Linked DNA regions of Homo sapiens: region 1 is linked to region 2. Evidence: chromatin contacts called from ENCODE Hi-C or POLR2A ChIA-PET data. All regions are on one chromosome and are shown on one strand. The core of a region is the stretch at or near the end of the contact, and the rest is flanking DNA. Distances in the headings are between cores, read along the strand shown. Region 1 has its middle 21 kb from the start of FAM110A. Region 2 holds the start of SLC52A3 (solute carrier family 52 member 3).

What was found. A loop is a pair of places that touch in the nucleus more often than their neighbours do. ChIA-PET counts read pairs that join two places held with the same protein, here RNA polymerase II (POLR2A). Pooled maps may share reads with other maps.
Region 1: POLR2A ChIA-PET joins it to region 2 with 13 read pairs in activated CD4-positive, alpha-beta T cell. The contact joins the enhancer-like site here to the promoter of SLC52A3 in region 2. A Hi-C loop is called at or near these places in 3 of 50 pooled maps. POLR2A ChIA-PET finds 5 or more read pairs at or near these places in 4 of 52 experiments (MCF 10A, RWPE1, T-cell and 1 more).

Annotation. Positions count from the first base shown.
Region 1 is chr20:810,020-814,578 of GRCh38, forward strand. No RefSeq gene overlaps it. Among named protein-coding and RNA genes, the nearest start is that of FAM110A, 21 kb to the right of the region's middle. Within about 2 kb of position 2,538, at least 2 of the 41 ENCODE cell types and tissues checked have a DNase peak (open chromatin) inside an H3K27ac peak, as active enhancers do.
Region 2 is chr20:765,819-770,099 of GRCh38, forward strand. It overlaps SLC52A3 (solute carrier family 52 member 3), which reads right to left and starts at 2,682. Exons shown (of 5, transcript NM_033409.4): 1 at 2,479-2,682; 2 at 1-7. RefSeq lists an enhancer at 2,857-3,356.

The sequences.
Region 1 (4,559 bases), core at 1,288-3,787, 44 kb after region 2:
AGTCATCCCTCTGCTCATGGGAGACAAATGCACATCTGATGGCTTCCTTTGCCCTATTGCTTCGCTAAGCCAGACTAAGGCATAAGTGACTATTCCTGCAAGTTGCATATTCAGTGGAGGGCTAATCAGAAACTCAAAAGAATGTAACAATTTGTCCTTTATCTACCTATGACCTGGAAAACCCCTCCCCACTTCAGGTTGTCTCACCTTTCTGGATGGAATTGATGTACATCTTACGTATTTGCTGACTGATGTCTCATGTCTCCCTAAAATGTATAAAACCTAGCTGTGCCCCAACTACCTTGGGCACATGTTATCAGGACCTCCTATGGCTGTGTCACTGGTGTGTCCTTGACCTTGGTAGAATAAATTTTCTAAATTGATTGAGACTTGTCTCAGATAACTCTTGATTTGCAGTAAGTAGCATTTCTAAACATCTCTGGAATGCATGCATATTGAAACTCATTATGCAACCCTTGCTGACATCAAGGCAGGAAAATGTCTACAAATGTAATCATTTAGCGTGACCTATGTGGCTAATGTGGACCAAATTATCCTTAAGCTCCTGCTTTAAGGTGCATAAATGCCCCTGAGGAAAAATCCACCTTGGCACTCTCCATCCTATCTTGCTGAGATTCTTGCCTGCACTCTTCTACAGAGTTCTTTCTTTCTAATAAAACTTTCCTTTTTTCAAACCAATACTATTATCCATAAATTCTTCTTCTTTTTTTGTTTTTTTGAAACGGAATCTCACTTTGTTGCCCAGGCTGGAGTGCAGTAGCATGATCTTGGCTCACTGCAACCTCCACCTCCTGGGCTCAAGTGAGTCTCCTGCCTCAGCCTCCAGAGTAGCTGGGATTACAGACGTCCACCACCACGTCCAGCTAATTTTTGTATTTTTAGTAGAGATGAGGTTTCACCATGTTGGCCAGGCTGGTTTTGAACTCCTGACCTCAAATGATCCACCTGCCTTGGCCTCCCAAAGTGCTGGGATTATAGGTATGAGCCACCATGCCCAGCAGTAAATTCTCCTTACTAATCCACGAGTGGACCACTTTCCAATGCTGAGGCTCTGACACCTCGCTGGGCAGCCACTTTTGATTATTTTGGGTTGTCAGGGCTCAGGGACACAAGAACTTGCTCCTTAGGGGAGCTGGAGGTCTAGTAGGGATTGCTTGTTCTCCATCAGGCCCCTAGTAGGGAGGCCTCTCCTGTCCCCAATCCCTGACTCCCAGGGATGCTCCCCTCCAAACCACAGCAGGAAGTTCCTCCTTAGGTCAGACCCACAGCCCTGATGCTGTGGTCTCACTGCAGGTCATAGTCTCACAGGGGCCTCTTATATTATTTTAATTTTAATTTTAATTAAATTAAATTAATTTTTTTTTTTTAGATGGAGTCTCGCTCTTATCGCCCAGGCTGGAGTGCGGTGGTGTGATCTTGGCTCACTGCAACTTCTGCCTCCCAGGTTCAAGTGATTCTCCTGCCTCAGCCACCTGAGTAGCTGGGATTACAGGCATCCGCCACCATGCCTGGCTAATTTTTGTATTTTTAGTAGAGACAGGGTTTTGCCATGTTGACCAGGCTGGTCTCGAAATCCTGGCCTCAAGTGTTCTGCCTGCCTCAGCCTCCCAAAGTGCTGGGATTACAGGTGTGAGCCACCGTGCCTGGTCTTATATTATTTTAATTTTAAATTTAAGAATACATTCTTAATATCAACCTTCAAAGACTCCCTGTTGCTTACCAAGTTAAGAAAACTACTTAAACCTCACATATAATTCCTTTCTCAACTGGGACCAATAAACCGTGACAGCTTTATTGAAGGGGGCCAGCCCCTTCACACCTGTGGGTATTTCTCGTCAGGTGGGATGAGAGACTGAGAAAAGAAATAGACACAGGGACAAAGTACAGAGAAAGAACAGTGGGCCCAGGGCACTGGCGCTCAGCATACGAAGGACCCGCACCGGCGCCAGCCTCTGAGTTCCCTCAGTATTTATTGATCATGATCTTTACTATCTTAGCAAGGGGAGTGTAGCAGGGCAACAGGTGGGGAGAAGGTCAGCAGGGAAACATGTGAGCAAAGGAATCTGTATCATGAGTAAGTTCAAGGAAAGATACTGTGCCCGGATGTGCACGAAGGCTAGATTTATGTTTCTCTTTACCCAAGTATCTCAGTGTAGCAAAGAGCAACAGAGCAGTATTGCTGCCAGCATATCTCGCCTCCAGCCACAGGGCGGTTTTCTCCTATCTCAGAATAGAATGAATGGGAATGGTCGGCTTTACACAGAGACATTCCATTCCCAGGGATGAGCAGAGAAGCCTTCCTCTTATCTCAACTGCAAAGAGGCCTCCCTCTTTCACTCCTCCTCCTCAGCACAGACCCTTTATGGGTGTCGGGCTGGGGGATGGTAAGGTCTTTCCTTTCCCATGAGGCCATATCTCAGGCTGTCTCAGTTGGGGGAAACGTTGGACAATACCCAGGCTTTCTTGGGCAGAGGTCCCTGTGGCTTTCCACAGTGCATTGTGTCCTTGGTTAACAGAGAATGGAGAATGGCGATGACTTTTACCAAGCATACTGCCTGCAAACATATTAACAAGGCACATCCTGCACAGTCCTAAATCCATTAAACTTTGATCCAATACAGCACATGTTTCTGTGAGCACAGGGTTGGGGATAAAGTTACAAGTTAACAGCATCTCAAAGCAGAAACAATTTTTCTTAATACAGATCAAAATGGAGTTTCTTATGTTTCCTTTTCTACATAGACACAGTAACAATCTGATTTCTCTTTCTTTTCCCCACACTTTCTCACGTGTTCTTTCTTTCTTTCTTTCTTTTCTTTTTTGAGATGGAGTCTCGCTTTGTTGCCCAGGCTGGAGTGCAGTGGCGTAATCTCAGCTCACTGCAAACTCTGCCTCCCAGGTTCAAGTGATTCTCGTGCCTCAGCCTCCCGAGCAGCTGGGATTACAGGCATGCACCATGACGCCCAGCTAATTTTTGTATTTTCAGTAGAGACGGGTTTCACCATCTTGGCCAGGCTGGTCTCGAACTCCTGACCTCAAGTGATCCACCTACCTCAGCCTCCCAAATTACTGGGATCATATGAATGAGCCACCATGCCTGGCCCATGTTTTTCTTGTACTTTAGGCTTTGCTACTTACAACCAGAACTGCTTACCATTCTGTCAGAAGCCTTCCAACCAGGGCAACTCCATCTTGAATAGGGGCTGGGTAAAATAAGGCTGAGACCCACTGAACTGCTTTCCCAGAAGGTCAGACATTCTTAGTCACAGGATGGGATAGGAGTTTGGCAGGACTGGTATCACAAGTACAGGTCACAAAGACCCTGCTGATAAAACAGGATGCAGTAAAAGAAGCCGGCCAAAATCCACCAAAACTACGATGGGGATGAAAGTGACCTCGATTCGTCCTCACTGCTCATTATATAGGAATTATAATGCATTCGCATGCTAAAAGACACTCCCACCAGCACCATGAGAATTTACCAATGCCATGGCAACGTCAGGAAGTTACCCTACATGGTCTAAAAAGGGGACGAACCCTCAGTTCTGGGAATTGCCCATCCCTTTCCTGGTAAAACAATGAATAATCCACCCCTTGTTTAGCATACGATCAAGGAGTAACTATAAGTATGTTCAGCTGAGCAGCCCATGCCACTGCCCTGCCTATGGAGTAGCCATTATTTTATTCCTTTACTTTCTTAAATAAACTTGCTTTCACTTTACTCTATGGATTCACCCCAAATTCCTTCTTGTGTGAGGTCCAGAAACCCTGTCTTGGGGTCTGGTTTGGTACCCCTTTCTGGTAATAATTCTGTAAGTATTTGTAGTACGTCTGAGCCACCAAAATTTCCATACTGATCCTTCCATTAGAATATCCTTTCTGCCTGTCTCTTTCTGGCAGGATCTGATCCATATTTCAAAGCCAGTCTCAAATGCCACCTTTTCCAAAGAAACCTATCCTTATATCTTTATCTAATACAAACAGTATATATTGGGAGCCTAAGAAATGCTTGTTGCATACATCAATGAATGAACCCCAAACCAATGTATTTCTCCCTTCCTTGTAATCTCCAGAAATGTTTATAAACTTTGTTGTTGTTTATTTGTTTGTTTTATTTTTATTTTTATTTTGAGATGGAGTTTTGTTCTTGTCACCCAGGCGGGAGTGTAATGGCGCGATCTCGGCTCACCACAACCTCTGCCTCCTGGGTTCAAGTGATTCTCCTGTCTCAGCCTCCCGAGTAGCTGGGATTACAGGTGTGCACTACCATGCCCAGCTAATTTTTGTGGTTTTAGTAGAAATGGGGTTTCACCATGTTGGTCAGGCTGGTCTCAAACTCCTGACCTCAGGTGATCCACCCGCCTTGGCCTCCCAAAGTGCTGGGATTACAGGCGTGAGCCACCGTGCCCGGCCTGTTGCTATTTATTTAATATACTTTATTTTTTTGAGCGATTATAAGTTTATTTTTATTTATTTATTTATTTATTTATTTATTTTTGAGACAGGGTCTCATTGTCACCTCTTGCCCAGGCTGGAGT
Region 2 (4,281 bases), core at 1,432-3,931:
AGCGGGGCTGGCAGAGAAGGACACCAGGTGAGTAATTCCAGCTTCACCACCTAGCAAGATGCTGGGACCTGGGGCCCAGAGTTTTCTCTTATTACTCCCCTTCCTGTGAACAAGCTGGCTTTTTTTTTTTTCCTTTGAGACATAGTTTCACTCTTTTAGTCCAGGCTGGAGTGCAATGGGATGATCTCGGCTCAGTGACCCTCTGCCTCCTGGGCTCAAGTGATTCTCCTGCCTCAGTTTCCCAAATAGCTGGGATTACAGGTGCATGCCACCATGCCAGCTAATTTTGTATTTTTAGTGGAAACAGGGTTTCCCCACGTTGGTCAGGCTGGTCTCGAACTCCTGGCCTCAGGTGATCCGCCTGCCTCGGCCTCCCAAAGTGCTGGGATTACAGTGTGAGCCACCACGCCTGGCCCAAGCTGTCTTTTTATTAGCAGAAAACAAGAGAAGCCTTTCCTAACCGTGATTCATGAAAGAAAAGTTCAATCCGACACACAAAAGCAAACAAAGCAGCTTCTGCAAAAGATACCAACAGCAAGGTCAAAAGTTAAATGAAAACACGGGGAAAACATTTGCCACATAAATCACAGACAAAGGGCTCATCTTCCTTGTCAGGCCTCTGAGCCCAAGCCTGCGCGTGTACATCCAGATGGCCTGAAGTAACTGAAGAATCACAAAAGAAGTGAAAATGGCCGGTTCCTGCCTTAACTGATGATATTACCTTGTGAAATTCCTTCTCCTGGCTCAGAAGCTCCCCTACTGAGCACCTTGTGACCCCCACCCCTGCCCGCCAGGGAACAACCCCCTTTGACTGTAATTTTCCACTACCTACCCAAATCCTATAAAACTGCCCCACCCCTATCTCCCTTCGCTGACTCTCTTTTCGGACTCAGCCCGCCTGCACCCAGGTGAAATAAACAGCCTTGTTGCTCACACAAAGCCTGTTTGATGGTCTCTTCACATGGACGCGCGTGACATTCCTAATATATAAAGAGTTTTTAAAAATCAAGAACAAAGAGACCCCATATAGAAGAGGGCCAAGGATATGAACAATTCAGAGAAAAAGGTACAAATAAGCTTTAAACACATGAAAATATTATCACCTTCATTCACAATAGGAAAACTACTCCAGGTGCCATTTCTCACCATGAGATTGTCCCAAAGCCTGACAAAATGACTCATGTTCAAGGTTATTATAGATTGCGATCTTGTTGGTAATAGCAAGTTATGGGAAATTTTCTCCTGGGTGGCTACCAACAGAGAGGGGGCTAATTAAAGGGACCTGCTGGAATACCACATACCTGTTTAAAGGAATAAGAAATAAGGAAAGCAGATCTTGGTGACTGATAAGGAAAGGTCTCCAGGCTATAATAATAATCTTGAAACAAAATCAAGGCAGGTAAATGGAACCAGGAAAAAGTGTACTGCCTTTTGGTCATAGAAGAGGAGGAAAAACATGTTTTCTTTGCTTGTACTTGCACAAAGCAACCCTTGAAGGACACACAGGGACTGCAGGGATGTTGGTGATGCCTCTGTATATCTTTTTTTTTTTTCTTGTGACAGAGTCTTACTCTGTCACCAGGCTGGAGTGAAGTGGCACAATCTCAGCTCACTGCAACCTCTACCTCCCGGGTTCAAGTGATTCTCCTGCCTCAGCCTCCCAAGTAGCTGGGACTACAGGCGCCCACCACTACGCCCAGCTAATTTTTTGTATTTTTATTAGAGATGGGGTTTCTCCGTGTTAGCCAGGATGGTCTCAATCTCCTGATCTTGTGATCCACCCTCCTCAGCCTCCCAAAGTGCTGGGATTACAGGCATGAGCCACCGCTCCTGGCCCTGCCTCTGTATATCTTTTAATAAGAGTTTTGATTTGTGAACCATGTAAACATATTACCTGATGCAAATATATGGTTACCTGAAATAAGATTTCAATCTGGCTTTTTTTCCTCCTGAAATTATATCACTCTCTACGTGGCCTTTGGAGACCACTTCCTCTAGCCCTCCAGAGCCATTCTGCCATCTGTTTACCCCTTTGTCAGCTACCAGTGGCAGCCCACCTGTGCTGTTACTAACAACTTTCTTCTATCTATCCTTAGTCTGAGCAGTAATATGGGAGATGCCAGGAGTGAGGCTCTGGAGCCAGCTGTTTGAGTTTGACCCTGGCTCTGCTGCTTACAATCTGGGTGACCCTGGGCAAGTGGCTTTGCCTCTCTCTGCCTCATCTCCTCATCTGTAAGTAGGGGATAGTGATAGTATGAACTCCGTGGTTTGTTGTGAGATATAAGGATGCTGGTGAGTTTATGCTGTTTCCAACAGTCCCAGCATAGGGTAAGCACCTCTAAGGGTTACTGATCATTATCGTGAAATGGCAGGTTTGGTGACATCGTTATTTTTGTCTAATTCACATGAGAATTAATACATGACTATGAAAATTTAAAAAAGGAAAAGATTCCCCTACTAGGTATCAAGTGAACTCACCAGTGGTATATGCACCTTTTTGTAGAGACACGCTAACTGGGCCAATCTTCACGTTTTGTAGATGGGAGACGAGGTCCGAAGGGGCAGAGGGGCTCTCCTGGGATCTGGACTGGATCCTCTGCAGCAAGCGGCCTGTCCGGGACTCCTCAGTTCACGCTGCAGTCTTTAACTCCATACTTCTTCCTTCTAGTACAAAGCAGGAGTGTCCGTTGTGGCCACGCCTCACCCAGGAAACTCCTGAATCCTGGCAGCTCCTCCCCACGGTTCCCACACACGGAATTCCCTCACAGGGCTGGGACTTCCTTCCTCATACCTTCACTGAGCGAACCCAATGCTCAGTGGCCTTTCTGGTCACCTCCTTTTCCTCTCTGGGAGGAGCCACTCCTGGGGTGTAACGCAGTCAGATCCCCTAGCAGTCCCGCTCTGCCCCCTCCCTTCTGGGGGCCTCAGACTCCATTCCCTCCCTTAGGAAGCTGACTTGACTAATAGCACAGGTGAGGCCCACTCCAGGCGTGCCAAGAGGACCCAAGGAGGGAGGGGAAGCTCCCAGACAGCAGTGGCACACCTTTGCCTGTGCTGTCCTCCCAGCCTGGAGCACCAGCCCCCTCTGCTGTCCACATCCAAGCTTTCTACAAGACTCCGTCCTCCAGGAGACCTCTGGCTGCCTCACCTTCTCAGGCGTCCTCACCAGGGCCCATGACCCCTTCATTTCAGGTTGTTCTTGTGTGGGTGCATGCAGGCACATACCTTGAGACTGAAGCTTTTTGAGGGCAGGGGCTGCTTGGGAATCTGACATTTTGAAGGTGGAAGGGCCTTTCTCAATGACTTAGCTTAGGATTTGTAAATTGTTAACTCACTGGCCACTGCCAGACAGCAGATATATTACTTTGGTTTGCCCAGTGTGTTTAACAATTTGTTACTGTAATCAGCAGTGGAGGGGATGGCAAGCAACCTTCAGCATTTCTGGCTTCTCAGGAATATTTTGGAAGAAGTGGCCCCCCACTTTGGCCTCTTTCTCTGTTCTAGACTCGGGCCATCTTGGAGCTCTCCCCTGCGGTAACATCTGGAACCAGTTGCCTGGGTTCAAATCCCAGCTTCAACCCTTACAAGCTGAGCAAGTGACCTAACCTCCTGTGCTTCAGAGTCTTCTCTTGCAAAACAGCTATAGGCTGTCAGTACCAACATCAGAACTGTTGCTAGGAACATGCACTAAAGTGCTAAAACTGTGCCTGCCACATAGTGAGGGCTCAATGAACCATCATTATAAGATTACTATTTCAGCAAACGTATCAGTTGCATTCAAAAACATGTAGTTATTGGCCAGGCGCGGTGGCTCACGTCTGTAATCCTAGCACTTTGGGAGGATGAGGCGGGCGGATCCCTTGAGGTCATGAGTCCGAGACTGGCCTGGCCAACATGGCAAAACCCCGTCTCTACTAAAAATACAAAAATTAGCCCAGCATGGTGGCGCACACCTGTAATCCCAGCTACTCAGGAGGCTGAGGCCGGAGAACGGCTCCAACCTGGGAGGTGGAGGTTGCAGTGAGCCGAGATCATGCCACTGCACTCCAGCCTGGGCAACAGAGCGAGACTCCATCTTAAAAAAGAAAAAATAAAAAAAAGGCGCAGTTTTTGTTAGACAAATGGCCACTCAACTAAAGGACTACATTTCCCAGCCTTCTTTGTAGCTGCACATGGCCATGTCATCAAGCACAGGCCAATGAATTCAAATGCGACTTTGAGTAGTCTCCTTAGCCCGTTTCCTGTTTAGAAAAAAAAGTGCAGCTCGTTGCCAGCACTCAT